Linked DNA regions of Homo sapiens: region 2 is linked to region 1. Evidence: read pairs that join two places in POLR2A ChIA-PET (ENCODE). Cell type or tissue: MCF 10A. All regions are shown on one strand. Links, peaks and the distances in the headings refer to the core of each region. The heading gives the core; the rest is flanking DNA.

Evidence for each region. ChIA-PET counts read pairs that join two places held together with the same protein. Peaks named below come from ENCODE experiments on the same cell type or tissue, not always from the same donor. Only the 100,000 strongest peaks of a DNase experiment are listed, where the experiment ranks them.
Region 2: POLR2A ChIA-PET joins it to region 1 with 21 read pairs; 2 of 35 experiments call an interaction of 5 or more read pairs at or near these places.

What each region holds. Positions count from the first base shown.
Region 1 is chr6:12,568,773-12,584,407 of GRCh38, forward strand. LINC02530 (long intergenic non-protein coding RNA 2530) reads right to left here. Exons shown (of 2, transcript NR_149140.1): 2 at 13,996-14,735. Among named protein-coding and RNA genes, the nearest start is that of LINC02530, 8.8 kb to the right of the region's middle. In MCF 10A, for the core only: no CTCF peak of the experiment used is centred there; no DNase peak of the experiment used is centred there.
Region 2 is chr6:12,347,450-12,363,084 of GRCh38, forward strand. No RefSeq gene overlaps it. Among named protein-coding and RNA genes, the nearest start is that of EDN1, 65 kb to the left of the region's middle. In MCF 10A, for the core only: no CTCF peak of the experiment used is centred there; DNase peaks (open chromatin) are centred at 3,382, 6,462, 7,252 and 8,052.

The DNA of each region.
Region 1 (15,635 bases), core at 4,823-12,822:
GGTATCTACTGTGACTCCATTTATAACTATTAATATAGCTAAAGCAGTGAATTCTTCTGAGTCTCAGAATTCATCAGTTCCCAAAGACTGAACCATGTTAAGGAATGGAAGGTAATTGGAACTGACATTTTGAATCAGGTGTCTATTAAAATGATTTCTTATTTAATTTAATAAAATTCCTAACGTGCAGGTTATAATTATTGTTACCATTGCCAACTGAAGCATAGCAATGAAGTAACTCACCTAAAGTCAGAATAAGTAAATCCAAACTACATTTCTAGTCCACTATATACATTGCCTCGCTAAGCTTCTTTCTACACATTCTATTGTTATGGCAGAATTTAAAAATCAGAACTTGTTTGCTGCCCTATAGTTAATAATATGTCCTCTATTATATATTATAATACATATTGTAGTAACTACACTTTACTGTATTTAATCTTCTCCCCAGTGAAAGGAAATTTGATGTAATAATTTATCCTCATTTATAGATTAATGTCTCAACGTGAATAAAACATCTGAAAGAGTCCAGGCGCGGTGGTGTATGCCTGTAATCCCAGCACTTTGGGAGGCCGAGGCAGGCAGATCACCTGAGGTCAGGAGTTCAAGACCAGCGTGGCCAACGTGGTGAAACCCTGTCTCTACTAAAACTACAAACATTAGCTGGGTATGGTGTGCCTGTAATCCCAGCTACTCAGGAGGCTGAGGCAGAAGAATTGCTTGAACTCAGGAGACGGAGGTTGCAGTAAGCAGAGATCCCGCCATTGCACTCCAGCCTGGGTGACAAAAGCGAAACTCTGTCTGAAAAAAAAAAAAAAAAAAAAAAGCATCTGAAAGTAATTGTGACTGGCTCTTGAAGGAAAAGAGAGCAATTGCTCATCATTCCTGTATATCTTAGAGGGTCTACTGGGTTCTGCGGCCTCTGCATGTATCAGTGAGCAAGGCAGGTGAGAAAATTGCTCTTAAGAAGCTTACATTTTAATGGGGAAAGACATTAACTAAACAAATAAAAAGATTAATAATAGCATTTAAGAAAATGGTAATGGCTACAAAGAAATAGAATGTGAGTACTCAAAAGAATGATTCAACATCAAAAACATGTCATTACATGAGACACTGAAAAAAATCAATGCTTAGGAGACAGAGCTGAAATCTTTACATTAGAAAGTTTTTAAAGCTAAAATTTAAATAGCAACCAAATTAGGAAGTTAAAAAAGAACAGCAAGGAAGAAAGGAGAAGAATGAAATGATAAAGCTGAATTTGAAATTACTAAAATAGAAGGCAAAAATGAATTAGAGAAATTATCAGAGCCATTATTATTCTGTATAAATGCTAATAAAATTGACAGCATCATGGCAGAATGGATCAAGACAAAAAGACACATTTTTAAAAAACTATGTTATCAAAATTGACTCCAGAAAACTTTTAATAGAAAACTAGCCTTTTATGACAGTAAATCATTAATTTAAAATCATAAAAAGAAAGAAAAAACCCTAGGCACATCAGTGTAGCTAATGTAAATCAGTCTAATTTACAAAGAAAAGGATTTGGTGTAGGGTATTCATCTTTATAAAATCTCTGCTAGGGTTGAAGAGCAGACTCAAGGCCAGCAGTTGGCAAACATTTTCTGTAAAGGAAAAAAATCATAAATTTTTCAGGCTTTATGGGTCACATACAACCTCTGTCACATATTATTCTGCTTTTGTTTGTTTTTATTTTTGTTTTTGATTTTTAACAACCCCTTAAAAATATAAAAACCATTTTTAATTCAAGGGTTATATAAAACATGCCATGAATCAGTGCTGCAAGCTGCAGTTTGCCAAGTCCTGCTCTAGGCTGAACATTCTGGAAGGATTCCCAGAAATTAATTAAAGGAGCTTTCAAAGGAGTAAGTACACCAGGAAAGAGGAAGATGTGGGATCCAGGTAACAGGCAATCTAACACATGAGAGAAATGAAAGAAATTCCCTAGTGGAAGAGAAGAAATGCTTGCTCCAAGAGGATATTGTGTAGCAGGCCTGGAGGGCAATCAACTCGTGTGAGAGCAGGAGGAGGAAGGTTCTGGAATATTGACTTCAGGAAAAAGATGAAACTGATAGGTTTAACTGATGTATTTAACTACATGAAAGGGAGTTTTACTGATTATTGGTGAGTTAAAGGATGAATTTGTGTTAGCTGCATAGAAAACCAAGCAAACTAAAAATCAGAGCAATAATTGACTACAGGAAAAATGATCAGCTATACAAAAAGGGAAACGAAATCATAGTATCCTACATGATTCAATTATTAATAATTAGGGTAGGAATGAAGAAGCATGTAAGAATGTTAAGCACTCATTTTCTGAGCAAAATGTCAATAAATAATTAACAACTTTAAAATTGAGAAATGCTGGGCGCGGAGGCTTATGCCTGTAATTCCAGCATTTTGGGAGGCCAAGGTGGGAGAATCACTTAAGGCCAGGAGTTAGAGACTAGGCTGGGCAACATAGTGAGAACTATCTCTACAAAAAATTAAACAAAATTAGCCTAGGGTGGTGGCATGTGCCTGTAATCCCAGCTACTCGAGTGACTGAGGTGGGAGGATCACTTGAGCCCAGGAGGTCAAGGTTGCAGTGAAATGAGATTACACCACTGGACCCCAGCCTGGGCAACAGAGGGAGATCCTTATAATAAAATAAAATATAAAAAATAAAATAAAAATAAATAAGAATAAAATTAAATATAAATACAATTCAAGAAATTATCATATAAGCACATAATTATTTAAAACATGGTACTAAATGTTGGAAGATAGCCAATGTTCTGATTGAAAGTTCCTACCTTCTAGTCCCATATCATCTGCCTCTTAATAATGGCAAAATGAATCTGGTTTTTCAAGGAGGCAATAATTGATTCTGGGGCTCTCAAAGATCTATTATTAATTTTTCTGCCCATGATGTATAAAACCAATTTACTTTATTGGATATGTGCATTTTTAGCTTTATGTAAATGCTATTACTCTCTTAGTATTGTGATATCTAGATGCTCCAAATGTCTCCCCATGAGCAGTACCATGTTCCAGAGGATATGCTTAGTGCTAAGCTATTATCTGCCATTCCTGATAATGGATTCCCTTTCAAAACTCAATAACCTGGCATATACATGAAATATAATAGCAATAATAGCAATTCACACATTTTTGTCTCCTGTTCACTCAGGACCTACCCCTGTCAGTATCTTTTGAAATGTCTTCTAATTTCAAAATAATAATAATTATTGAAACCTGAGAAGAATGGAAGAGAGTGGTTTTGTTATCCACATTTACATGGGTCATTGCTAACTCTTTGCTTTACTTCTTGCTCTTTAAAATTAGAGCACTTTATTTTCTATCTTCAGGAAAAGCTAATTAGGGAAATAAAATGCCCTCAAAATTCTTATTGGCTTTCTGTGCTACTGTGTTCAACATGAACTAAAGCTTAACAATTAGTTCCTATTTTCCTATAGTTCTAATAATTTTTATATCCTTCTTTCTTCACATATGTGTGTGTTTATTTTGTGTATTAATATACATATTTACAATAGACTATAAAAGCTATGTCCATGCATCTATGTAGATATATATATATTTCAACCACTGTATATTATCATTATATGTTTTCATCCAATTATAAAAATATAAAATATTATTGATCTATAGCACTCTATTTTCCCATAGCTGTCCATTTCAGTTGAGGTTTCCATGACTGTTGTTTGCTGATAATTGCATGCATTTACTGATTTGCTTATCACTTCCTTATTGTACTACCTACTGTGTCATTTGTAATGTCAACTACAAATACGTTTTGAAAAGAATGAGATACAAATAAATCTAATAAATAAAATATGAATCAAAAAACTGTGTGGAAAAGATATTTATGGCATATATTTAGGAGGCTTTACTATGTTCAGGAGATGATACAGACTACTGAAACCACAATTGATAATATTTTATTAAAATTAGATGCTTGGATTATGATCAGTGAACCGTATGCTTACATATGCCAATGGCTTTTAGTTTAATCACTTTTGTCTAAACCTATCATGTCTTAAATATATGTTGATGCCACGGTAGTTCTAGAATATCTAAAATTTCTAGCCCAATGAGAAACAATGCCATTTTATATTTTTATACATTTTTATAAATGTTAAAAATGTGGATAAACAGCTATCAGAATGGAGTTGCTAGTCAAAGTCTACAATCTTTCAATGCTCCCTAGCCCATCTCTCTAGTATGCATTCTTATTGGCCCATTTCCAAAGAGCTGCAAGTTTGTGTTGAAAGCCGTGGGCACATCCCTGTGACTACAATGCTATGGTACAGTGGACAAAGTCCACAGAATTCTCCCGAAGGTAGAAAAGACATTAAATGGCTTTCTTTCCTTGAGTTCTTAGCTGGAGACAGAACAAAGCAACCTGTTCACTGCCCTCTACAGAAATTTGAATCTAATCAAGGGCTAAAAATTAATCATGTTTTTACAGGAAGAACGACATCAGGAAGCTTTTCTAGCTGGGGGGAAAAATGAGGATGGAAATAAAGCAATGCACTTCACAAATTTGAGAGTTCTGAAAATGACTCATCAAGCAATCATGTCAGGAATGCCTGGCTGTTAGCAGATGGCTGGTTGGGGTGTCAGACCAGCTTCTTGAGATCCAGGTTGAGGGATAGTGTCTCTCCTTCAGAACAGACCTTGGTGTAAACTTGCTGGGATCCACTCCAATCTAGGGATGGAGACTGTGGTCTTCTAAGGGGAGTTGGAGGGTGCTGTGCTCTCAGCTGTTGGTTGAATTTGGAAGGAGGAGATTTGTCTCAACACTCTTGTCTGTATCCTGAAACAATAGAAGCAGCCCTGCCTAGTGTCTTGGTGGGGCTCCAAGTTGATGCAGCACATTTTTGGAAGTGCATATATTTCTGGGAGTGTGGGTAGTGATTCAATTCATACAAATATATGCCCTTAGATGTGACAAATACCACCTTGTCTATTACCTTTTAATCTCAGTTAATCATGCGTCATGATTAATTATGATGCTTCTTATTTACTGTATAATACAATGTAACTTTTATATCATTTAATTTTTCATGTAATTCTCTTATCTACCTCAGCCAACTGTTAAGCTCATTAAGAGCAGGGATCGTGCTTTTTACTCTTTTGTGATCCCCCCACAGCATCTTATTATCATCTTTTCAACCAAAACATTGTTATTAAGAGTCTCTGATGTCCATGGACTATTTTTTCAGAGGTGATAGTTGTTATAAAATAAAAAACAGACTGTCATAACATAACACCAAAACTGGCTTGTGAATATGGGTTGTAGTACACTTATTTGGAAATAAGCCTTAAGATTGGGTTATTTAAGTGGGGTACCTACTAATGTAACTATTCACGAGACACAAGAATCATGACAGTAATAATCAGGGACGCATTATTGAGTTTAACAATACCTTAGAGCAGTGTTTCCCAAACTGCCCTCTTTGGTGTGACAGTTACAGCATAAATCAGTAAATCAGTAAGTGTTCAATGCACACAATGTTTGAATGATTGAGTTTGGGAAATGGTGCCTATTATATCACTCATATGAAAACTTCCCAATGTGTGTAATTATAGTAATGATTCTGTCAAGTCTTCTGTTAAGAAATCTGCTTAACTTTGTTTAACTCCATGTATTCTTGCAGGCCACCCCCCTTTAATTTTTAATGACTTATGAATTTTTCAAAAGGCACTCGTGTTCCAAGGAGCACCATTTGGAAAAGGTTCCCTAAGGAGTTTATTCTTTATATCAGTTATTTTTGATGACAACAAAGGGGCTTGTTGGGGAAAACCACAGCTGCTGTCTGTAATGAGAACGACATGCAGTTTACTCTGCCTGTGTCATTGGTACACTGTCTCTCCTTCCTGAGAAGCAGACACCAACTTGTAAGCAGGAGGGTAAGGGAGTAGTTTTTAGGCTAATTTTTATCTTTTCCCCTTCTCCCCCACACTTACCAGTCTTGCCTGTCCTTTTTTGTAGTGGAGTACTCATTTCCAGATTCTCATCCCATATTACTAAATGTCAACAAATTATTAATATGTCCTTTAATAACCACAGAAATGAGTTGTTGCTTATTGTTGAATCTGTTAATCCTTTCAACTTGTCTGTGTTCTCTCCGTAAGATCAATATTCTGTGATATTTGAGAGAGAATGAAAGAGACATAATACCTGCTCTCTTGATAGTTTTTTCCCTTTATCCCCTAGAATATTTTGTGATGATTAATAACCCATGTCTTCAAGTTCTTCCCGCAACTACCTTCATTGCCTTATCCCATAAACATGTTCAAGTCTCCTTTGTGCTAAATCAAACTCTCTTGACTCTGCTTGGTTATAGCATTGTTCTTCTCATTCTATTTTCGGCCAAATTTCTAGGAAAAAGTTATTTCTACTGTTTCTACTTATACCTCCAATTTATGCTTCAGTCCCCTACAATCTAGTTGATACCACATGCTTGTCCAACCCACTCTACTGGTATTGTTCTACGAACACCAATAACCATATCTCTGTCGTCATCCTGCTTGATTTTCCTGCTGCTGTAAATCCATTAGCCAGAGTCTTCGTGAATTCTATACTCTCATGGTTTTAGTTATACCACAGCTTCTTGGTTATTCTCATTCTCGGTCACTTCATGAGATTCTCTCTGTCCATCCAGCCTTAACTTTGGTGTTTCCTAGTGTCTGTTCTTGTTCACACTCCTCACTCTACTTGTTCTTTCTGGAGAACTTATTCCATTCTCAAATATTTAGCCTCTTTTTGTTTGCTGATGACTGGCAATTGCCAGTCTTTAGCATGGGCGTCTCCCCTGTATCTCAGACTCATGGAATCAAATGTCTCCCCAACACCTTTATCTGGATGCATAACAGGAACTCACACTCAACATATTCAAAATAGAATTCTTTATTCCTTCCTCCTATCTCACAAAGATTTACTCTTCCAAAGGCTAATCCTTACCACAGTTGATGGCAACATCATAGTCTTTGTCATCCCCTACAGAAACCTGTGTTCCACCTCCACTCTCCCTGTCACCTTCTTCTCTTTTCTTTCTGTCACCTTCAACATGAATGGGTCACTTAACCCTTTCAGTTCTATCACCTTGCCATACAGAATAGCCTCTGAACGGTAGTCTCGCTCATTCTAATTCATTGGCCTGTTAGAATAATCTATCGAAAATATAAATCTTGCTAGAAACTGGTGTGAGATTCTGATAGGCTACTGTCTACAGCAGCAGTGCTCTTTCAGGTAGGCTACAAATTCTTCACTTTTTCAACTACTTATCTCTGTGAGACTGGATTTTTTCAGACGTTTCAACGAAATCAACATAACACAGCAGATTGAATGCAGAAACAGATTTGAGAACCCAGCTGTCTTCTGTTAAGCCAGACATTAAAGAGACTTGCAAAAATATAAAGCGATGCCACCCTTCTCACTAAATTTGTTTCTTGTTTTGGAAAATATAGCTTTTTATAAAAATATGTTACTTAGGTTAACATGTAATAGAATTGCTTATTGTTATTTTAAAATGAAAGAATAAATAAATATTTTTAAATGCCTCAGTTGTAATGTCTAACACAGTAAATAGAGATTGATGGAACTCATGTATACCAAGTTAACTGGAACAGACAAGGCCTAAATTTTGTTTTTAAAGCTGATACACTTATTCTGTTTATGGCAAAAAGCCTACCAGCCTGTATGAGTCAGCATCACTTTATTAATTATGAGTGGGCCCCTTTCCACCTTTAGACTTGAAGCTAAAACTGAAATGCTTAGGTCATTAATCTTTGTACTGCAATGTTCATGTAAGAACTCATGCCTGTGGAATTCTCTAACTGAATCAGCAATTTCAAGAATTTTGAAGAATATTCTACTAAATGTCCCACAGGCTTAATACCTTTCCAACCAGTACGCGCAACACATAAATAAAAATAAATCAGCATGATTTGCTAACAAGGACTTAGCCCTGATCTGCTTTTACTACTAAACGGGAATGGAAGCCATGCGTGCTGAGAAAAACATGTCTGGTTACACAGTTTATAGTTTACAGAGTTATTAGTTTCCAGTTATGATGCATGAGGATCTGAAAGTAATGATATATGTATAATGATCTGAAAGTAATGACATTCTTCTATTGATAAGAAGAACAATATCATGATTCTGGTTAATATGCATATATGTACATAGCTATGAATGTGTACAGGTATGGGGATGTGTACTGTTATGTGTATATGTATGGGCATGAGTGTGTACATGTGTAGGACTATGGCTATGCATCTGTGTATGTGTACATGGACAGGTATGTGTTTGTGTATGTGTATGGGTATGGACATGCATGTATGTATGTGTATGGCTGTGTGCATGTTTATTGGCATGTTTATGGCCATATGTCAGTGCATGTGCATGGCTACAGGTATATGTATATGTGTATGTGTGGGTATGGGTGTGCGTGTGTCTGTGTGTACGTGTATAGCTATAGTTATGTGTATATGTACAGGTATGGCTGTGTCTGGGTATGTGTATAGCTATAGGTATGCAGTAATACCTGGGTAAACAAATCTTAGGGGGTGGGCATGGAGATAGGTTTCATTCCTGACAACAAAATGTTCTGTTATTCCTTAATCTCCTTCTGCTTATTACCCTATGTTCCTCCTTTCTCTTTTCCCTCCCTCCTTCCTTTCTGTCTTATTCTTCCTCTATGTCCAGCAGCTCCCAGTCTTAGCTTTCAGAGGCTGTCTGCCCCAGGTCATGTGTGGCTTCTGGGGAAAGGAGCCTACTGACACTCCTCAAAGTCAGCGGGCCTGCATTCCAGGCACTGCTGCTCAGAATGACGCAGGACCCTCGCAGCAAGGGATGGCCTGCGGCTCCCAGGGATATGCTAGAACACTCAGATGCAATCTGACAGGCAGCTTCAGTGATTTGAAGGAATTCACAAAGAACGTTTTGCCCCTCCTGGGTGAGTTGAGCTCCCTGAAACTGTCACTCTCCTTTCCCTCCATTGCTGCGCAAGGGCAGGTTGCAGACCCTAACCCACACTCTTTAGACAAAAATAGGGCTGTTTATTTGCCTGAGAGACACAAGGGTTTGAAATGTCTTAAAATTGTCCCTCATCATATGCCATTCAGTTAACCTTCTCCCAAATCTCACATCCCCATCCCCAGAAAAAGGAAAGAGGAGGAGAAAGAGGAACAGGAGAAGAAGCAGATAGCACTGTAATCTCCTTAAGGTAACAAAATATTATCTATTTCATAGTGAAAAGAGGCACTGAATGACATCGACTGTTGAGTCTCCTTGCATATTTGGGTCTGATTTTTATTGCTTCTGTGAAGGAAATTGATTAGAGAAAAAATGAAATCCTACTCCTCTCTATTTTAGTGTAAAATGTGCCCAGAATTTTAGGTTGATAAACAACTGAGATGTATTATTTTTTCAAGGCAAACATGTCTTAGGCTTCCTCCTGCAGAACCCTTGTAAAGTGAATCATTCTCTGAGTTTACTTGCCTCATATGAGTGATTTAATCCTAAGCTGCAGATGAGTATGAAATTGACTTTTTGAAAGTAAATTTTGTGTTTTATGTGTTTCATGTTAAGGACTGGCTGCTAAAAAAAATCATTGACATTTGACTCATTAAAATTTCCAAAATGTGCATGTGCAAGATTTTGAAGGTATAGGTCAGGTTATTCAAGTGTAACTTAAGCCATATGCCACAAACTTCTAAGAATCCCATTGAACAAAGATGACAACATTATTACAAATAAATAAATGAAGTCAAGAAAATTTACATTAATCATCTTAAGTCTACTTTGGATTTTGAGCCCAATAGTTTATCCTTAGGGCAATTCTTTCTCTCTCTCTCTCTCCTTTTTCTCTCTCTCTAACAAAGAGCCAGAAAATCACTTGTCAGCTTGAGAAAACCCATCCAGAAATATTCACCAATTTGTGTTTCTCAACAATAGGAGAATTGGCATTGTTAAAGAATGTGAAGACCCCTCCTAATTTTAGGTGCATGTCTGGGCATTCTGAGGTTTGCTCATCCCCTGGGCAACCCAGAGCATAATATTTTATTGTGTTACGTCCTTTAATGGCTTTGGGTTTGCACTACACCAGCATAGCGCACCCTAGTACTGCTGATTTTCAATGACTCAACAGGTTCAGACTCATAGACAAGAATTTCAGAACCATCGCCCAGGCCTGAATCAACCAGGACTAAATCCAATTCATCACCTTGCAGTGAGATTTGTTTATTCTTGTTCCAAATGTGGTTCAAAGAAAAACAAAACCTAGGGAATCTTGGTACAATTTGTCAGCTTGCAAATAGCAATTATTTTAATGACACTATATAGAATAGACTCGGTCACCCTGCCACTACTAGAATTCTTTTGACTTCTTTTACTTGACCAAGAGAGTCAGAAACAAGTCATCAATATTATTTATTGTTCTTAAAGAAAAAAAATGAATAATATACAAAGCCTTTCAGAAAAAAAAGATGGTACATCAGAATATTCATAATCCTTCCATTGTCTCCGGTTTTTGTTATTTAATTCTTACCCTGTTTATGGGTGCTCTTTGGAGCCCCATTTGTGTTTATTGGCAGGAATTATCTCAGGGAACATCTGTCTCATATAAATCTCCATTGAATTTTTTGGACCTTGGTTGAAATGGTACTAATCATATTATTGATAAATTACCACATATTGTATCATTCAACTGCAACTCTATTCTGGGAGTAGTAAATCCTGAAACTCTGGAAGTGGTCCCATTGACAAATTGGGTGTTGGGGTCCCACCAGTAACTCTTTGCAATTTTTTTTGAGACAGGGTCTCGCTGTGTCACCCAGGCTGGAGTGCAGTTGTGCAAACACTGCTTAATGCAGTCTCAACCTCCCAGGCTCAAGAGATCTTCCCACCTCACCCTCCTGAGTAGCTGAGATCACAGGGGCCACCATGCTTGGCTAATTTTAAAAATTTTTTTGTTAAGGTGGGGGTCTCCTTATGTTACCCAGGCTAGTCTCAAACTCCTGGCCTTAAGCGATCCACTCGCCTCGGCCTACCAAAGTGCTCGGATTACAGGCATGAGCCACAGGGCCTGGCCACTCTTTCCAAATTCTAACATCTCTAGTGAATGCCATTTTTCTCACTGACTTTGAAGATGATCCTTCCCACCACTGATGGAATAAAATCCCTAAGAAGGGCAGATGGGTATGGGGGATGGGGGATGGTGAGGAGATAGACTCTTCCCCAGCCACAACCGAAACTCTTACTGCCCCTGACTATTTCACAGTACAGCAAGGACACCATAAACAACCTATGATTTCCAAAGGGTGCTCTACCTTTGCTTTAAAGATAAATTTAAAAAGAATCTTTCCAACCTCTTGGAAAGAATTACTGATAGGCAGAAAAGTCTATTAGAAAACGCCACAGCTTGGAAACCATGGAAAGTTTCTGTTTTTGTGTGATTTGAGCTGGTCAATGTTGTGGAGTAAACTGATAATTCTTCTTCCCTGCCAGCATTAGGAGAAATATCCTTTAGCTTCTTTCAAGAGAGCGAGGCCCGCCTCTGAGCTTAAATCAACTACCTCAGGACACTGGATGATGCTCTCACTGTTTATAGAGACGGTTGGAAACAAGTCTTGCAAGGTATTTGGATAGAACTGACTGTTGTGGGTCAAGACCACAGCTATACAAATTGTTATTTAAAAACTATGACATCAATTGTGGTATTTCTTAGTGTTAGAGTGAGATATTTTTTTTTATGTCCTTTTGTGGGACAATGTATTTGCTAGCCATGAAAACTCTCACACAGCTTGTCCAAACACACTTTGCCTGTGACATGCAATCCATCTTCCTTCAACTGAGGTAAATCATTTCTCAGAAGTCTACAAGAAGCTCCAAATGAGGCCAGGCACAGTCGCTCACGCCTGCAATGCCAGCACTTTGGGAGGCCGAGGCGGGTGTTATCAATTGAGGTCAGGAGTTGGAGACCAGCCTGGCCAACACGGTGAAACCCCCATCCCTACTAAAAATACAAAAATTAGCTGGGCGTGCTGGTGCGCGCCTGTAATCCCAGCTACTCGGGAGGCTGAGGCAGGAGAATCGCTTGAACCAGGAAGGTGGAGGCTGCAGTGAGCAGAGATTTTGCCACTGCACTTCATCTTGGGCAACAGAACAAGATTCCATCTCAAAAAAAAAAAGAAGCTCCAAATGCCAATCATGAGTAAAGAGATAAGCCATACTTAAACTGAAGTTTGGTTGTTTCCATGAGCAGGTAGGTTACTAAAGTGAACATCTTGGAGATCCCATACAACACATGGATCAACAGAGCCGCTGATGAATTAAACACTCTGGTATCTGAGCATACAATGTTTTGTTCTGCTTGTGATGGCAGGAGTTAACATTTGAGTCTATTGAAATTCAAATAGGGCCTCCCTTAGCAATTTATCCATGTCTATCTTTGGGATTTATCTATCTCAGTTTGTGTCCCAGTCATATATGAGTCCCTGCTCTAACTCTAACCAGACAATCTCTAACATGGATATGACTGGTTAGAGACAATAATACCCATGTTGGCTGGATACAGGTCTGAATTCCTTTTCCTTACTCAGTATTACTCTAGTAAGAAAGAGTGCATACTCTTGGTAAATAAATTGTTAATGAGTATAAGTAGATATTGTCTGAAGAATATTTTGTTTCTTCTAAACAGGCATACATTTATACAGAGAGACATATGTTGATGACTACATTCTTAGGACTGAGAAACTTTTTGTTCCTGTTCCTGGGTAAATGATATTTAATTTATTTTGGAGAAAAATTTCTATTATTGGTTTTTCACACTTTCAAAACGCAGGACAGACACAAGGAGACAGACTGGTTGATTTTTGGAAGTAATTTGATGTTTCTCTAATATTGGCCTTAACTTCCAATTGATGTTTAAGCTAATTTTCTTTTAAAAGAGAAGTTAGTTACTGCCTCCCTTAAAAAAGAAAAATAAAACTCCTAAGAAACCTATCAAAATATCAAAATACTTTATATAATTAATTACAAGTTAATAGTTATAGCCAATAATTAAAATTGTAAATCTTAGATGTATTCAGTGATCCTCTGAAAAATGTAAGCTGAAATTTCACTTCTTTATTGGATTGCTCTCTGTTCTACCAGGCTTTGTCTAATTATCAAAAGAAAAGTAATATAAACTATACTTGATTAAACATTGTGGACAGAACGAAAACCCCAAATAATTTCTTTTTACCATGCAGCTCCTAAGGAAAAATACCTTCAAAATGCTGCAAGCACAATTTATTTAAATCACGCGACTTCCAGGTCTATTGCATCCAACAGATGGAGAGGACTTTTTGCCCTGTCCAGACAGACACCAAGTTTAAAAACATGTTTAAAAAGCCCAAGCACCTTTTTGATCTAACTTTAAAAAGCATTGTCAATGTCAAGAACACGGTGACTGTGGCTTGTTTATTATGCTAGGAGGAGTCTTCTATGTTGTATTGTTTGTGTGGTATGAAGTGACATTGTATGCCTGCTGTCCCTCTGGGACCCTCATGAAAAGGAGGTATTTATGTCCCTGCCTGTGCCCGTAAATGAATTGCCCCCTAAAGTAAATATAATATATAAAGCTATGTCTGGCTCCAAAGTCATGCTATGTGCCTCCCTCTGGCTATAGAGGAAGTTACTCTTGCTTATCAGAAGGCCAAATTTGGCGTGGCATTATTAGGTTGCAGGCAATATGGTAATGGGACCCAGAGAAGTGGTTTTAACCAACAGAGAATGCCTCTGAGCCTGCTGGCTGCCAGGGGAAGTGTACATTACCTTACCCTTGAGCTCGGAGAACTTATGTAAATGCAAAGAGAAGTCAGATCCTTTGAGAATTGGCATCATATCACTAGTTCGTGCAGGGGAAGTGGTTAAAGACATCAATGTGAAAATACATTTTCACTTCCATGGCATGGAAGTTGGAAAAACTAGAATTTATTTTACTTTCTTGCTCTAAATCAATCAGGAATTACTAAGCTCCCATGAGGAAACCAAATATGCAGGAAGTTAGCCACTTGACATGACTGCGGCCACATTTCAAGCTAGACAATGAGACAGGACAATAGAGAAGGAAAGTCAGGTTGAAATTATATGGCTTCATGGCTGAACAATGCCATTTATTTCCTCTTCCTGATGCACAGCTTCTGCCCATGAGCCATCAGTTCTATCCAATTCTTTTCTATTTCTCCAGGTTCTTCAGAATATTTGTGTCTGATGTCAGTTGTTAGTTCAATTGCATTGTTAGAGTTAAATAACATTGCTTTGAAGCCATGAACATATGGATTAAAATGCAGACTCTGCTGCTTGCTGGCTCTGTGGCTTTATACGGCCTTTCTGAGCCCTGCTTGTTTTATGAAAACATCATACAATCTATATTAAAAGTTAGATGGGCCTGGCATGGTGGCTCACGGCTATAGTCCCAGCACTTTGGAAGGCTGAGGCCAGCAGATCACGAGGTCAAGAGATCAAGACCAGCCTGGCCAACATAGTGAAACCTCGTCTCTACTAAAAAGACAAAAAATAACTGCTCATGGTGGCGTGCACCTACAGTCCCAGCTACTCGGGAGGCTGAGGCAGGAGAATCGCTTGAACCCGGGAGGCAGAGGTTGCAGTGAGCCGAGATTGCCCCACTGTACTCCAGCCTGGTGACAGAGAGAGACTGTCAAAAAAAAAAAAAAAGTTAGATGACACCTGAAACACAGAGTAGTTTCATGGAAAGTGAAGATTTGAAAGCAGATCATCATTATAAGATATGAGAAAAACAACTCATCAAAAATATTTTAAGAGAAAGCATTATTTTAAGAGAAAGCATTAAACTGAGGTATATTTTGTTAATTACTATCCTAAAACTTTTAGTGCTTACCACGTGTAATGTGTTGGCATAATAGAAGACATAATTTCTCCCAAAGGCGTCAAACTTGTCCTTGATACTCAAGTGAAGATATTGGTCAGATGTTACTGATTTTAATTTAAAATTCAGAAATAGAAATATGCCAGGCACTGTGGCTAATGCCTATAATCCCAGCACTTTAGGAGGCAAGGCGGGAAGATCACTTGAGCCTGGAAGATTGAGGCTGAAGTGAGCTATGATTGCACCACTGCACTCCAGCCCAAGCTAGAGAGAGAGAGAGAGAGAGAGAGAGAGAGACTCCATCTCAAAAAAAGAGAGAGAGAGAGACCCCATCTCAAAAAAAAAGAGAGAGAGAGAAAATAAAGTTTCAGAAAGACTTCTGAATCTTAAAAAATTAAACATAAGTCTATGAAAACATAAGCAATAGTCTCATACTATTGTATGAGTGGTCTCTTCTTTTCTTTCTCTCCCAAGGATATCCTTCTCAGCCTAAAACACTTTTGTCGACACTTCGCCCAATATCCATCACATTTTACATCTGCTAAGAATTTTAACTTTTATTGTCAGTTTAACCAACAATTCAATAATATAGAAAGCGGAAGAATCAGGATTGATTCAGCCAATTCAAACTTTACATACTGAGGCATTTGCAGCAAATCTAGTAAACATCTTTGGATTTTCCAGAAACTTAAAGCAGTCTATTTGTTT
Region 2 (15,635 bases), core at 3,075-11,074, 220 kb before region 1:
ATACTGGTGGCTAATAAGGCTCATATATTTCATCTCTTCAAATAAAGATTTTAGTATTAAAAGAGACTGTTCCTGGGCCAGGCGCAGTGGCCCATGCCTGTAATCCTAGCACTTTGGGAGGCCAAGGCAGGAGGATCATTGGAGGTCAGGAGATCAAGACCAGCCTGGCCAACATGGTAAAACCCTGTCTTTACTAAAAATACAACAATTAGCCAGGTGTGATGGTGCATGCCTGTAATCCCAGCTACTCTGGAGGCTGAGGCAGGAGAATTGCTTGAACCCGGGAGGCGGAGGTTGCAGTGAGCCAAGATCATTGTATTCCAGTCTGGGCAACAGAGTGAGACTCCAACTCAAAAAAAAAAAAAAGAGAGAGAGAGAGAGAGAGAGACTGTTCCTTAACTCAAGGACATCAGAGATGGGACTGTTTTAAGCATCCAGTCAATGAGGAAATATTCAGAGGCACAGGGTCTTTAAGACCCTCTCAGCTAGATGACATTTTCTCCTGTTGCTGTTCTGCATGTAACTGTGCTTGATCTCAAGAAACGATGTTCACTCCTATCTGCTTGTGTTTTCTTTCTTTTCTTTCTTTCTTTCTTTTTCTTTCTTTCTTTCTTTCTTTCTTTCTTTCTTTCTTTCTTTCTTTCTTTCCTTTCCTTTCCTTCCTTCCTTCCTTCCTTCCTTCCTTCCTTCCTTCCTTCCTTCCTTCCTTCCTTCCTTTCTTTCTTTCTTTCTTTCTTTCTTTCCTTCTTTCTTTCTTCCTTCCTTCCTTCCTTCCTTTCCTCTTTCTTTCTTTCTTTCTTTCTTTCTTTCTTTCTTTCTTTCTCTCTTTCTTTCTCTCTTTGTTTTCTTTTCTTTTTTTTTTTTATAGGGTTTCACTTTGTTACCCAGCCTGGAGTGCAGTGGTGCAATCTAAGCTCACTGCAAACTTTGCCTCCATGGGATCAAGTGATCCTCCTGCCTTAGCCTCCTGAGTAGTTCGGACTACAGACATGAGACACCAAGCTCAGCTAATTTTTTTTTTTTTTTTTTTTTGGTAGAGATGAGGTCTCACTATGTTGCCCAGGCTGGTCTAGAACTCCCGGGCTCTGGCAATCAGCCTGCCCCAGCTCCCCAACAAGCTGGGGATGAGATGGGCATGAGCCACCACACCCAGCCCTGCTTGTTTTTGCCTCTAGTGCTCTCTCTCTGCCTGGAATGCAATTCCCCAGCTCCCCTGCCACCTCAGGCTGAGTTGGGTACCCCCACCTGTGTGGTCTCCTTGGGCATCCCCCCCTCATAGCCTGTTATCATGCTGCACTCTAATTGTTGGTTTACATGTCCCTCCCACACTTGATTCAGAGTCTTTTCATCTTTATACCCTCAAAGCATATCAGAGTGCCTTGCTCATACCAGAGGCATAATAAATATTTGTTAAATGAGTCAACGAAAGACTATGTGGCTGTGGACGAGGCTGGCTTTGAGTGTAGGCTGGGATGGGGGAGTTGGAACAGTAGTGTCTGTAGCAGTAAGAGGCGGAATTAGAACTCACGAACATCTAGACATATAATGAGGTCAGGAGCTACTCTGCATTCTGCATGGGTCTTTGCATATCTCTGAATTACTTATAATACACTACCGGGCCCTTCTGATGAAGTGTAAGCTAGAAAATTCCTCCCCACCTTAACTTTATGGGCAAGCATTGAAACCTGCCCAGTGTTATTCTCACTGAAAGGCTCATACAGCAGTGACTGTAAAGTGGGTTTGGTCACTTATTTTTACTTTTATGAGTGTTTTATTTTCAGTTGTAATAGTAATCTTAGTAAGCTTTTACTTAGTGTACACTAAGATCCCAACAAACAATAGATTTGCCCTTAGCCTACGTCCACTCCCCAACCTCTGTTTGCTGAGGGATTCTCAGCCTTAAGAAAGGATGCACTCCTACACAGTCTACCTACCCTCTAATAAATGCCAAGACAATGCAAGGGAAGTAAAAAATACCAAAGTGAGAAAATACTGCTATTGTAGCTTGAAGCTTAGAGGGTACATTCCTCCCTACCTTAACTTAAATACTCTTTCCACAGAAGCAAGAAACAAAGACAGATCCCTGAAAACCAAGAGTAATAGAGAAAGTGTTTACATGAATGGACACAGGGGCATGTTTTGTTCTTTCTCAGCGATCCTTTGTTGTTGCAGAGACTATATATGATCCTGATGGGCAAGAGGGCCTAGTGATTTGTCTTTTCATTCTCCTCCACTAATGATCCTCTGAACAGTCTACTGATCACATTTCCTTGCCCTTCATTCTTTTTAAAAAGACCTTTGAAATTTAGTTCTCACTCTCCATACTCCCAATCCACCCATGGCCATTGCTCTTCCTTATGTCAGCTCTCTGCTTTCCCACATCACCTCCTAAAATGCCATTTCTGTATTTTGTTTTGAGAAAGCTATACTTGTATCTGATAGTTATGAAGTCATGTGTAATTACACTTTTATCTTTTCTGGTCATTACCACATATATATACCATATAAGAACACTGAAAGTAGTCACTCTGAAAATGAACCTCAAATTTATTTTCATGCCATGGAAACCAATGTTTCCAGAAATCATAAGTAAGTCACCCACATGGATCAAGATCATGTTTCTTACTCCCCAGCAGAAGGACTATAGCTGGCCCCTCTTACAACATTGGGGAGGGGTGCCCCAATTTCATGCTATAATCACCAGAATTTGATAGGATGCACATGGCTAAGACAGAGACAATCTGAAGATGCATGGAGATCCTGGAAATGATGCTTGCTGAAAGAAGGGAGGCATCTAGACATGCTTTGCCTCATTCACAACATTTCTATTTTAAAAATTAATATTTTAACTTTTATTTTAGGTTCAGGGGTATATGTGCAGGTTTGTTATATGGGTCAACTTGTAACTTGGAGATCTGGTATACAGATTATTTGATCACCTGGGTACTAAGCATAGTACCTAGCAGTTTATTTTTTTCCCTGAACCTCTCCTTCTCCTCACCCTCCTCCCACAAGCAGGCCCCAGTGTCTGTTGTTCACCTCGTTCTGTCCATGTGTATTAGTTCATTCTTACACTGCTATAAAAAAAAGTACCTGAGACTGGGTAATTTATAAAGAAAAGAGGTTTAATTGGCTCACGGTTCTGCAGGCTGAACAGGAAGCATGGCTGCGGAGTCTCAGGAAACTTACAATCATGGTGGAAGGTGAAGGGGAAGCAGGTGCATCTTACATGGTTGGAGCAGGAGGAAGAGAATGAAGAGGGAGGTCCTATACACTTTTAAACAACCAGATCTTGTGAGAACTCACTCACTATATGAAAACTGCAAGGAGGAAATCCACCCCCATGATTCAGTTACCTCTCACCAGGCCCCTCCTCCAACAATGGGGAGTACACTTTGACATGAGATTTGGGCGGAGACAAAAATCCAAACCATATCATTCTGCCTCTGCCCCTCCCAAATCTCCTGTTCTCACATTGCAAAATACAATTATTCCTTCTCAACAGTCCCCCAAGTCTTAACTCATTCTAGCATTAACTCAAAAGTCCATAGTCCAAAGTCTCACCTGAAATGAGGCAAGTTCCTTCAGACTATGAGCCTGTAAAATCAAAAGAAGATTAGTTACTTCTAAGATACAATGATGGTACAGGCATTGGGTAAATATACCAATTCCAATAGGGAGAAATCAGGCAAAACAAAGGGGCTGCAGGCCCTATGCAGGTCTGAAATTCAGCAGGACAGTCATTAAATCTTAAAGCCCCAAAATAATCTCCTTTTACTCCATGTCTCACATCCAGGCAACTCTGATGCAAGGAGTGGGCTCCCAAGGCCTTAGGCATCTCTGCCCCTGTGGCTCTTTAGGGTACAGCCCCCTTGGCTGCTTTCATGGGCTGGTGTTGTGTGCCTGTGGCTTTTCCAGGTACATGGTGCAAGCTGTTGATGGATCTACCATTCCAGGGTCTGGAGGTTGGTGACTCTCTTCTCACAGCTCCACTAGGCAGGGCCCCAGTGAGCACTCTGTGTGGGAGCTCCAACCCCACATTTCCCCTCCACACTGCCCTAGTAGAGGTTCTCCATGAGGGCTCTGCCCCTGCAGCAGACGTCTGCCTGGACATCCAGGCATTTCCATACATCCTTTGAAATCTAGGCAGAGGCTACGAAGCCTCAACACTTGTCCTCTGTGCACATGCAGGCTTAATACCATGTGGAAGCTGCCGAGGCTTATGGCTTACATCTTCTGGAGCAGCAGCCTGAGACATATCTGGGGCCCTTTTAGCCATGGCTGGAGCTGGAGTGTCTGGGACACAGGGAGCAGTGTTCTGAGGTAATGCAGGGCATTAGGGCCCTGGGCCCAGCCTGCAAAACTATTCTTCCCTGCTAGGCCTCCAGACCTGTGATGGGAGGGTCTGCTGTGAAGGTTTCTGAAATGCCTTCAAGGCATTTCCCCCATTGTCTTGACTATTAACATTTGGCTTCTCTTTAGCTATGCAAATTTCTGCAGCTGGCTTGAATTCCTCCCCAGAAAATAGGTTTTTCTTTTCTACAACATGGCTGGGCTGCAAATTTACCAAACTTTTATGCTCTGCTTCCCTTTTAAATGTAAGTTCCAGTTTCAGATCATCTCTTGTTTGCTCACAAATATAAGCATATGCTGTTAGAAGCAGCCAGGCCACATCTTGAAGGCCACATCTTGAATGCTTTGCTACTTAGAAATTTCTTCTACCAGAAACCCTAAATAATCATTCTCAAGTTCAAAGTTCCACAGATCTCTAGGACAGGGGCACAATGTCTCTAGTCTCTGCTAAAGCATAGCAAGAGTGACCTTTACTCCAGTTCTCAATAAGATCCTCATCTCCATCTGAGACCACCTCAGCCTAGCCTTCACTGTTCATATCACTATCAGCATTTTGGTCACAATAATTTAACAAGTCTCTAGGACTTCCAAACTTTCCCTCATCTTCTTGTCTTTTTCTGAGCCCTTCAAACTGTTCTAACCTCTGCTCACTACCCAGTTTCAAAGCTGCTTCTACATTTTCAGATATCTTTATGGCAATATCACACTCCCAGTACCATTTTTCTGTATTAGTCCATTCTCTCATTACTATAAAGAACTACGTGAGACTGGGTAATTTATAAAGAGAAAAGGTTTAATTGGCTCATATTTCTGCAGACTGTACAGGAGGCATGGCTACAGAGGCCTCAGGAAACTTACAATCATGGTGGACGGTGAAGGGTGAAAGGGAAGCCACAATGTCCTACATGGCTGGAGCAGGAGGAAGAGAGTGAAGGAGGAAGTGCTACACACTTTTAAATGACCAGATCTTGTGAGAACTCACTCACTATCATGAGAACAGCAAAGGGGAAATCACCCCCACAATTCAATCACCTCTCATCAGGCCCCTCCTCCAATACTGGGGATTAAAATTCATCATTAGATTTGGGTGGGGACACAGATCCAAACCATAGCACCATATGTTCTCATTATTTATCTCCCACATGTAAGTGAGAATATTCGGTATTGGGTTTTCAGTTCCTGTGTTAGATTGCTAAGGATAATGGCCTCCAGCTTCATCCATGTTCCTGCAAAGGACATGATTTCACTCTTTTTGTGGCTGCATAGTATTCCATGGTGTATATGTACCACATTTTTGTTATCCAGCCTACCATTGATGGGCATTTAGGTTGATTCCATGTCTTTGCTATTGTAAATAGTACTGCGATGAACATATGCATGCATGTGTCTTTATGGTAGAATGACTTATATTCCTTTGGGTATATACCCAGTAATGGGATTTCTGGGTTGAATGGTAGTTTTGTTTTTTGTTTTTTGAGGAATTGCCACAATGTTTCCCACAACATTGGACTAATTTAAACTACCACCAGCAGTGTATAAGAGTTCCCTTTTCTCTGCAACGTTGCCGGCATCTGTTATTTTTTGACTTTTTAGTAATAGCCATTCTGATTGGTGTTAGATGGTATTTCATTGTGGTTTTTGATTTGGATTTTTCTAATTATTAGTGATAATTAACATTTTTCCATATGCTTATTGGCTGCATGTACGTCTTCTTTTGAAAAGTGTCTGTTCGCATTCTTTGTCCACTTTTATGTTTGGTTTTTTGTTTTTGTTTTTTGTTTTTGGTCTTGCTCTGACACCCAGGTTGGAGTGCAGTGATGCGATCTCGGCTCACTGTAACCTCTGCTTCCCGGGTTGAAGCGATTCTCCTGCCTCATCCTCCTGAGTAGCTGGGATTACAGGTGTGCCACATGCCTGGCTAATTTTTTTGTATTTTTAGCAGACACAGGGTTTTACCATGTTGCCCAGGCTGGTCTCAAACTCCTGGCCTCATGTGATCTACCTGCCTCGGCCTCTCAAAGTGCTGGGATTACAGGTGTGAGCCATCGTGCCTGTCCCTTTGTCCACTTTTTAATGTGGTTGTGCAACATTTCTTGGGGCCAGTTCCAACTTCAGTTATGCAGCCTTTGGCTCAAGAGCCTTCACAGGATTTCCTTTGGCATTTGCTGCATTTTTGCCAATTCCCACAATATTGTTTGAACTGTAACAGTTTTTCCTTGTTTCTTTCTTTTTTCACCAACTGGGATCTAAGATTGACTTACAGAAGCAAGGTATGTCTGAAACGATTAATATTTCTCTAAGTCTCTATGTGCATCAAGATTTGTAACCTATTGTGAACTTGTGTAACAACCATTTAATCAGTGCAATTGATCAAAGTAGCTTTCTACACAAAAGTGGGTACCTGGCTATCATGTAATCATGAAAAAGCAACAACTCTGAATTTTATTATATTATATTTATGTGCTCCATTTATTATGGTGTTGCCCTCCAAAATGAAATTACATACCCAAATTAAAAATGCACTAAAATATTTTAGTGACAAGAAAATATTTTTCTTTTTTAATATCTGCAGAATGGGCACAAACATATTATACTGGGAATATTTCATTTCATTTTTAAAAAATCATAGAGGCAACATTATGCATTTAGACTCATATTGCAAAGAGCATTATTATTTGCTCTATTTTGACTCCTTTATATTTTCCTTTCTTTTTAAAAGAATATGCGTGTGTGTGTGTGTTTGTGTTGTTTTACTGTCTGGAAGATGACAAACTGTATACTTTAGTGACATAAATTACCTGAACAATTTACTGTAGATGCTCCTGGCAGAAAAGGCCACGTCACTCTTGTGTTTCCTTCTTTGCTGCTGTGAGAACGCTATGTTCCCTGGAGAGCCTGGTGAGGCCTGTCTGGGCTAAATTCTTTTCACATGCATGGTTCACTGCTTGAATACCCAAGAGGCAGAGCTTACTCTCTCACTCTCTGTCTGAGAATGGGTTTACCATTCTTGTGATTGCCCCTTGCATTCTGCTTTTCTGCCTCCAGTAATGTTTGGTATTTGATAATTTAGGGAAAAAGGACCACCAGCTATGCACTTGGACAATTATGAAATAAATGCTGTTTAGGGCATGCAAAGGTTTTATAAATTCTAGCCGGTGATCAGCTCCCAACCCAACGAATGCATTTCAATTGTGTTTATCTTTGCTTGCATATCTAGAAACAAGACATAAACACAGTTATCAACCATTTGGCACCTTTTAAATGGACACAATCATCCACTGTCTAACTTGTAGTGCTATTAAAGTTTGATGTGCAGTTGTAAGAAGCTCTGTTGTCTTCCTTTAATGGCACCAAATCAGGTACAGTCAAATGTTTGCAGACAAGATGCCAGCCAAACCTTAAAGCTGCAAAGGCTCAATCTACCTGGCCAGAAAGTGGTGGCCCCACCCGTTTCTCTATATGCATCCTAATTGTCTCTTTCATAAGTCTCCTGGAGGGCATGTGTATGAATACATTAAACATGTCTAGAAGATAATAAGTGGGGTTTAAGTAGTCTCAACTTTAGCCTTTTTGACTCAAAATATCCCAGACCTGGCAATGGAATGAGCGGGATTATCTGCCTTTTTGTTTCACGGCAGTCCAGTCATTCTGAATGTTACCTTTGGTGTTGCTCAAACACCAGGCATTTCACATGCCCTCAGCTAACAGAATAGCTGAGTATGACTGTCAGTTTCTCCCTTAGGTGGTCACTCAGTCCCAAATTTCCCATTTCTATGACTAATACCAGCATATTTAATATGACGTTGAACACCTTGACCTCCTTTATCTTCTCTTTCTCATGTTCATTACTACCATTACTAATTGTACCTGCTTACTACCACCCACAATTTGGTACATGTCTGGATTGGGAAAGCAGCCTCCTAATCATTTCTGTACATCCAGCTTTCCTCTCTGCTTTCTGCACAGCTGCCAGAACAAGCTCCTGCATATGCTGTTTGTAGCACATCCAGCGATTCATTACCAAAAACTAGAGCCTATTACTTAAGGTCTCCAACAACTGGTTTTCTTTTTAACTTCTCTCTTTCCCCTGTTATTTTCTCCTTTCTGTATCCAACTCAGTGTGCTTTCACCTCACTTCATAAGTGTTGCAAGATGTTTGCCCTTACATTTTTGCATGAATCTTTGCACCAGTCTGGGTGTTCGCTTGTCTTTTCTCTCTGCATCTCTCAAGACCTGAGCTCATCATCCACGAAACCACTCTCCTTTAATTAGGCTACCATTCTGATTACTTCTTCATTTTGCTTTCCTTGTCCCCTGTAAGTTTTTAGTCTATTGAAATTTGAGTCAAAATTAAGTAATTTTGAACCCAACGATGTTTTGTTTTATAATTATTCACAGCATGCTTCCAGTGCATTTGGAATGTACCTCAACCAAACTTTGGAATATACCTCCACCATATACATGATTAAAAACTTCTTAAAGTCACAGAATATGTCATCTACTGTTTTTTATACTACCCATATACCATGCTTCTATTCAGCCTTCGTGCAACAAATGCTCATGAGCATATAGGGGCTGCAGATACAGCAGGAGTGAGAAAGATAGGACTAGTTCTTGCCCTCAAGAGCTAGTGGGGAGTGGGCTCATCCAATTAATATCTCTGAGACACAAAGGGAATATTAGGCATGTGATTTCCAAAGGAACAAAAAGAGCATGTGCGATAACTTCACAAGCAGGAGCCAAAACAAATTCTGCATCATACCTAATGGCAAGAGAAATGAGAAAATTGCATCCAAGTATTTATTTTGAACAGCTGTGGGATGCAACAGTACAATTAGAAAATCACATGTCAGGCACTGGACACAGGCATCTGCCAGATTCTGTTGTCCTCCTATAGCCTCTCAAAATAGTAGGACCAGCGTCTGAGGGGTGTGGGGGCTGAAAATACTCTACATTTTGATCTGGGTTGTGGCTACATGGGTGTGTATATATGCAAAAAGTCAAGCCAGGTGCGATGGCATAAACCTGTAGTTCCAGCTAGGTTGCCCAGGCCGGTCTTGAACTCTTGGGCTCAAGGATCCCTTGAGGATCACTTCAGCCCAAGCGTTCAAGACCGGCCTGGGCAACATAGTAAGACCTCATCTCAAAAACAAGCAATCAAACAAATTCATCAAACTGTACCAATGTTATACCTCAACAAAAACTTTTTTAGGTTGAAAAAAAATGGTAAGAAGGGAAAAAAGCACACACTTTGCTTTGGCCATGCCTTCTTATTTATTTTTATTTTTATTTTGTGGGCATGAAGTGAGCATGAAGCCATCTGAATGAATTCTTGTCTCCTCCTGGGCATGTGAGCCTTGGGGTGAGTCAGCGAGTCTTAGAATGCTGAAGGGTTGGTATAAAGCAACCTTCAACCTGAAGAACAATAAACTCTGGCTATACCTTAGAACCACTTGGATGGAGCATCTCAAAAGAAATACCATTGCGTGATCCCCCATCCTCAGAGATCAGATTCAGCTGGTCTGGGATGGGGCCCTGTATCAGTATTTAGAAAAGATGCCACAGGTGTTTTTAATATGCAGTGAGAAATCCAAACCCCTAGTGAGCTCCATTCCCTCTATATAGAGTTAAGGAAATGGAACGTCACAATGGTTAAGTGATTTGCCGACGGCGATGCCGCTGGGTGCTCATCTCACCGTCTAGGGAGGATGTCCAGTCTACCCATGCCTGGAAGAACCACTGGCCTGACGTTACAAAAGAGGAAGTGATCCAAGCCTAGAATCAAATTCAGATGTTCTGATTCTTAACCTCTAGTTTGTTTCACTTCATCTCCCTCAAACGGAGGCATTATTATTGCTAAGAGATTTTGAAATAAAAATTGCAGCTATTGCTTTAAGCTAACTTTGAACTTGTTAAAGCAAGCCCACTGACTGGAAACATTAGAAAGAAACCAGGAGGGTGAAATTTACTCTTTCTGTTTTGTTTTGTTTTGCTTGAGACAAAGTCTCCCTCTATTGCCCAGGCTGGGACCCCAGGCATGTGATGCACCACCACATCTGGCTTTTTTTGTTTGTTTGTTTGTTTTTTAAGACAGAGTCTCACTTTGTCACCCAGGCTGAAGTGCAGTGGTACAATCTCAGCTCACTGCAACCTCCAACTCCCGGTTCAAGTGGTTCTCATGCCTCAGCCTCCTGAGTAGCTGGGATTACAGGCATGTACCACCACGACCAACTAATTTTTTCTATTTTTAGTAGAGATGGGGTTTCACTATGTTGGCCAGGCTGGTCGCAAACTCCTGTCCGCAAGTGATCTGCCTGCCTTGGCCCCCCAAATTGCTGGGATTACAAGTGTGAGCCACTGCACCTGGCTTAAAAAAAGAATTTGTAGAGACGGGATCTCACTATATTGCCCAGGCTGGTCTCAAACTCCTGGGCTCAAGTGATCCTCCCACCTTGGCCTCCCAAATTGTTGGGATTATGGACATGAGCCACCGCACCTGGCCAGTTTTTTCTTGATATGAATAAACAATGTTGATGACCCTCCCGGGCCCTATTCCCCATTCCCTTCTTCCCCAGTCTGTCCCTGTCTCCCCGTTGAGAAAATCTGTCACTTGGGTTAATACTTCTGACTCAACAGACTTCATGGCATCGCTCTGGCGCACTTCCACATTAAAATTTATAATAATTCAAGATTCCAGAAAAATGAGCAAAAAATTAGTCAGAAAAAGACTAGTGAAGAAACTGATGTATCTTAAAACATCCATTTGAGAAAAGGCTTCATCAGATCTTTGCAAGCTGGCTTAAGACTTTAAGACCGCTAGGCAATATACGCACTGCCCAATTGACTTGCCCTTAGGCCTCTCTGTAATGATAACTTGAAACCTATGTGCAACTTGTAAGACATTGAATAAATGTCTGTTTTAATGGCCTCTTTTCTGTCCACAGGAAATTTATTAGTGAGATCACCATTTAGAAGCAAATGTAAACAACCTTCTCAGAAATCTCTCAACCAAATGCACTGAACATAGCTCATTTGCTTACTGCTTTTTATCATTTTCTTTTTTTTTTTTTGAGATAATCAGGGACATTTCTGCATTCATATGTGATGACTTTTTAAAAAATATCACTTTGGGTCTGGAGAGTCATATAAGTTTTAGCTGGATGATCATTCTGTTTTTAAAAAAAGGACACAGTATATTCACATAAAAAAAGGAAAGTACATCTATAAGGTTCCGTGTCAATATGGTTGGATAATAGTACATAGATAAGAGATTCGTTTAGACTAGACCTAACCTTATTTCAGGGTTGGCCAACATGGGAATTAAGTTACAGTAGAGCCCTGGTGCTGAATAATACTCCAAATACAGCTCTGGTCTGTTGTAGAGAAGCGATACCATGGAGAATATTTCTCTATGTGCCCTCATCCTTCCTTTCTGACTTAGAGGAACAGTTGTTTCACTTTCCTTTCCAAAGCTAGACTTCTCATTTTTATTCTCTATCCTCTTGCCATCCTGCCTCCTCCAGGAACTTGTTATCTCATTCATCTCCTTTCTTTATCCTCTTCAATTTTTTTACCTCCGTTGAGGCTTTAATCTCTGCTGAAGACCTGAACAATCTACTTTTCTTTGAAGAAAAAGAAAACAAACAGAAACACATACCAAATTGATAAGCTGATGGGTGATCGTGGTGACCCTTCAAGCTTTCATTCATTTAATCCCTTTCATTTGATCCCAAATATCTAAACCAACTTGTCCAAGCTCTCTGAGTTCTCCACATCCTTTCCTATCAGTGACTGCTCTTTTCTTAAAATTCTCTTTTCTCTTAGTCTCTGGATCATGTCACAATTCTGGTTCTCATCCTTCCCTTGACTACTTTACATTTTCTTTATTGGCATTTTCTTCTCTTCCCACCTCCTAAATGCAAAGATCACTCTTTTGTCTCTTTTAATAGAGATGAGCTCTCACTCTGTCATCCAGGCTGTAATGCAGTGGCACAATCAGAGCTCATTGCAGCCTTGGACTCCTGGGCTCAAGCGATCCTCTTGCCTCAGCCTCTGGAGTAACTGGGACTATAGGCACATGCCACATGCTAGCTAAGTTTTCTTTTAATTTGTAGAGATGAGATCTCACTCTATTGCCCAGTCTAGTCTCAAAATCTTGGCCTTAAGCGATCGTCCTGCCTTGGCTTCCCAAAATGCTCGGATAACAGCTGTGAGCCACCACCTCTGGCCCAGGGATCACCCTAGATTTTACTTTTGTCTTTTTACATACTCTTCACCCAAGAACTCATTCATTCTCATAATTTCTACTGTCCTCTCTTAGTGGCATGACTTTCAAGACTGTCTCTAGTCCTGACAGCCCTTCCCAAGAGCTAATCTCACTTCTTCAATCATCTTTTAAATACTTTATTCAAATGATCCTCTGCTTCCTGCCAGAATTCACAAACTCCTGCCCCATATAGTAGCTCCTTAAAATCTTCATTTTGGCAAATGGTGCTATCTTTCTTCCAGGCAGCTAGGCTCAGAATCCTTGAGGCATCTTGCTCTCTAGTCTTGCTTGACTTCTCTGACCAATTAATCGCCTGTCAATTATTCATTTTTCTAAAACCTTGCTTTCATTTTCCTTTTATTTCAACTTTCACTGTATGATACCAAATTCTGACCCTTATCACATATGGTCAGTACTATTGTAGTGATCTCCTTGCTGATCCTATTGTCTACAGCTCTTACCTATTCATACATTTTAGACAACACAGCTGAGCTGTTCTTGAACATTGTCATTTGTATACTGTCCCTTCAGTTGAATTGGGAACACAGAAAAGCTTTAAACCAAATGCACACATTTCAGATATTCAACAAATGTTTGTTCATCCACTTATTCATTCATCCAAGCAATATTTGTAAAGTTGCCAGCTGTTTGACAAACTCTGTTAGGTGCTGGAGTATACATGTGAATAAAATGTGGTCCATGAGCATAAATGCTCTTGTGTTTTCCTTGCTGAATAAATGAACATAAGGAGGAAGGCAAAACAAGTGTCCAGGGATATGGTACTATTTGAGCAGTGTTGGGAAAGCATGAGTTTTGCATGCTTTCCCAACACCATGAGGTGTTAGTTTGAATCTAAGGATCGTATTGTACCAGTTCCATGACTGCAGTCTATCAAGCAAGAATGTTTATTAGTTGGGGTTCTTTAAGAAGCAGAAGCCAAGATAACAGATTTATTGGAGGAAGAACTCATGAAGGTTAAAGAAAGAAGGAGGAGTAGGTAGGGAGCCCCTTAGGCCATGATGTTGGTCTGACCCCTATGAAGGGAAGAAAGAAGGAAGAAGTTTTGGCTAAGGGCACTCTCAGATTCCAGAGCAGTTGCAGGAATGTTTTGGCCAGGTTGATGGGAGTCCTCCAGCCAAAGTGCAAGAAGACCTGCATCTCACAGGAATGGCATCTGTGCTCAGCCACTGGGAAAGAGCAGTTTGGAGGAAGTGTGGTTCTGACAAGGAGGTTGGGGATCCAGAAGTTAGCGGCTGGGCCAGCATTCAGGTGAGCTCCCTGCAGCAGGACACCTGAGCAACACACCATGCATTTGACTGATACCAACAGAAAATTCAGCTGACACTTGCCACAATAAAGAGTTAACAAACTTTCTCTGTAAAGGGGCAGATAGTAAATCTTTTAGGCTCTGTGGGCCTTGTAACTCTTGCAGCCCAAGAGATACCATTGACATGAATGAATAGGCCTGATTGTATTCCAATAAAACTTTATTTACAAAAACAGACAGCGGGCCAGAATTTGCCTGTGGGGCATAGTTTGCTGACACCTAGTTTAAGTGAATAAGGTGTTGTTTTCCTTACACAATGGGATGTCTGGAGGTAAGAGAGTGTAGGTGAAACTTCAGTGGCTCAATATGACATAAGACTTCCTTCTATACTTTTGCTTATGTATTCTCAGCATTTCTAAAGACAGGAATGACTCCTCTGATGCCTGTCCCTTATTTAAGAAGCCAAATTATTCCCCTCAAATCCCCTAGCATTAAAGAACTAATTAATTAATTGGTGAAATATTTATTGAGAAGCTATTACAGGCCAGGTATTTTTCTAAGTGCTCCGGCAGCACTTAGAATTTTTAACAGAACAGAAAAAAATCTTCGTTGAAATGAAAGTGACACTCTAGTGGGAAGGGGGAGAAAGACGGTAAACAACATAAATAGTGAAAAATGTAGTAGTAGATGATGATAGATGCTATAGACAAAATAAATCCAGGAAGAAGGGAGGCTGTTCCAGGTGGTGGTAGCGGGGAGAGGTTCCTTTTTTAATGGAATGAAAAGCTGTTACTGAGAAGGTGACATTGGAATAAAGACAAGAAGGTGTTAAGAGTAAACCATGCAAATAAATTGGGCAAATATTTTCCTGGGAGGAGGACAGTGTATCAAATGCAAAGGTCTGATGCAAGGAGATTAGCGTAGCTGAAGCAGAGGGAGCTGGGGCATGGGAGAGGAGAAAGTGAGGGGCCAGGTCCTGTAGAGCCTTCTGAGCTTCTGAATGATTTTGGCTTCTACTTTGAGTGAGATGAGAAGCCATGAGACTGTTGTGAGCAGAGAAGGGACACCATCTGATTTACATTTAACAGACTCACTCTGGGTACTGTGCTGAGACCATGTGGAAGGGAGTGGCAGGATGGAAACGTGGAGACCCATTAGGAGGCTTCTAAGCTAGAAATGCTGGTGACTTGGACCAGTATGGCAGCAGTAGAGCTAGCAGAGACCAAGGATTGATTGATGATATAGAACAAGCTGCTGCCCAGTCTGGTCTCAAATACCGGTCCACAGCCTGCATGTGGCCCAGGATGGCTTTGAATGCAGCCCAACACAAATTCATAAGCTTTCTTAAAATATTATGGGATGTTTTTGTGATTTTTAAAAACTCTTCAGCCATTGTTAGTGTGTTTATGAGTGACCAGAGACAATGCTTATTCCAATGTGGCCCAGGGAAGCCAAAAGATTGGATACTCTTGATACAGAGTGTGAGAGAAAGAGGGGCAAGGGTGGCTGAGTTTGCAGTTCTGTGCACCTGGAGCAATGAGTTGCTCTTTACTTGCATGACAAGAACGAACAGAGGCAGCTATAGCCAGGAAGTACAGGAGAACAGAAGTGGATATGTTAGGCTGAGATTCTTAGTAGCTACCCAAATAGGGATGTTGAGTAGGCAGTTGGATACTTAAGTTCTGATATAGACTAGAAGTCCAGGCCGTAGATGTAAATTTGGGATTATTCTGCATACATATATATGTC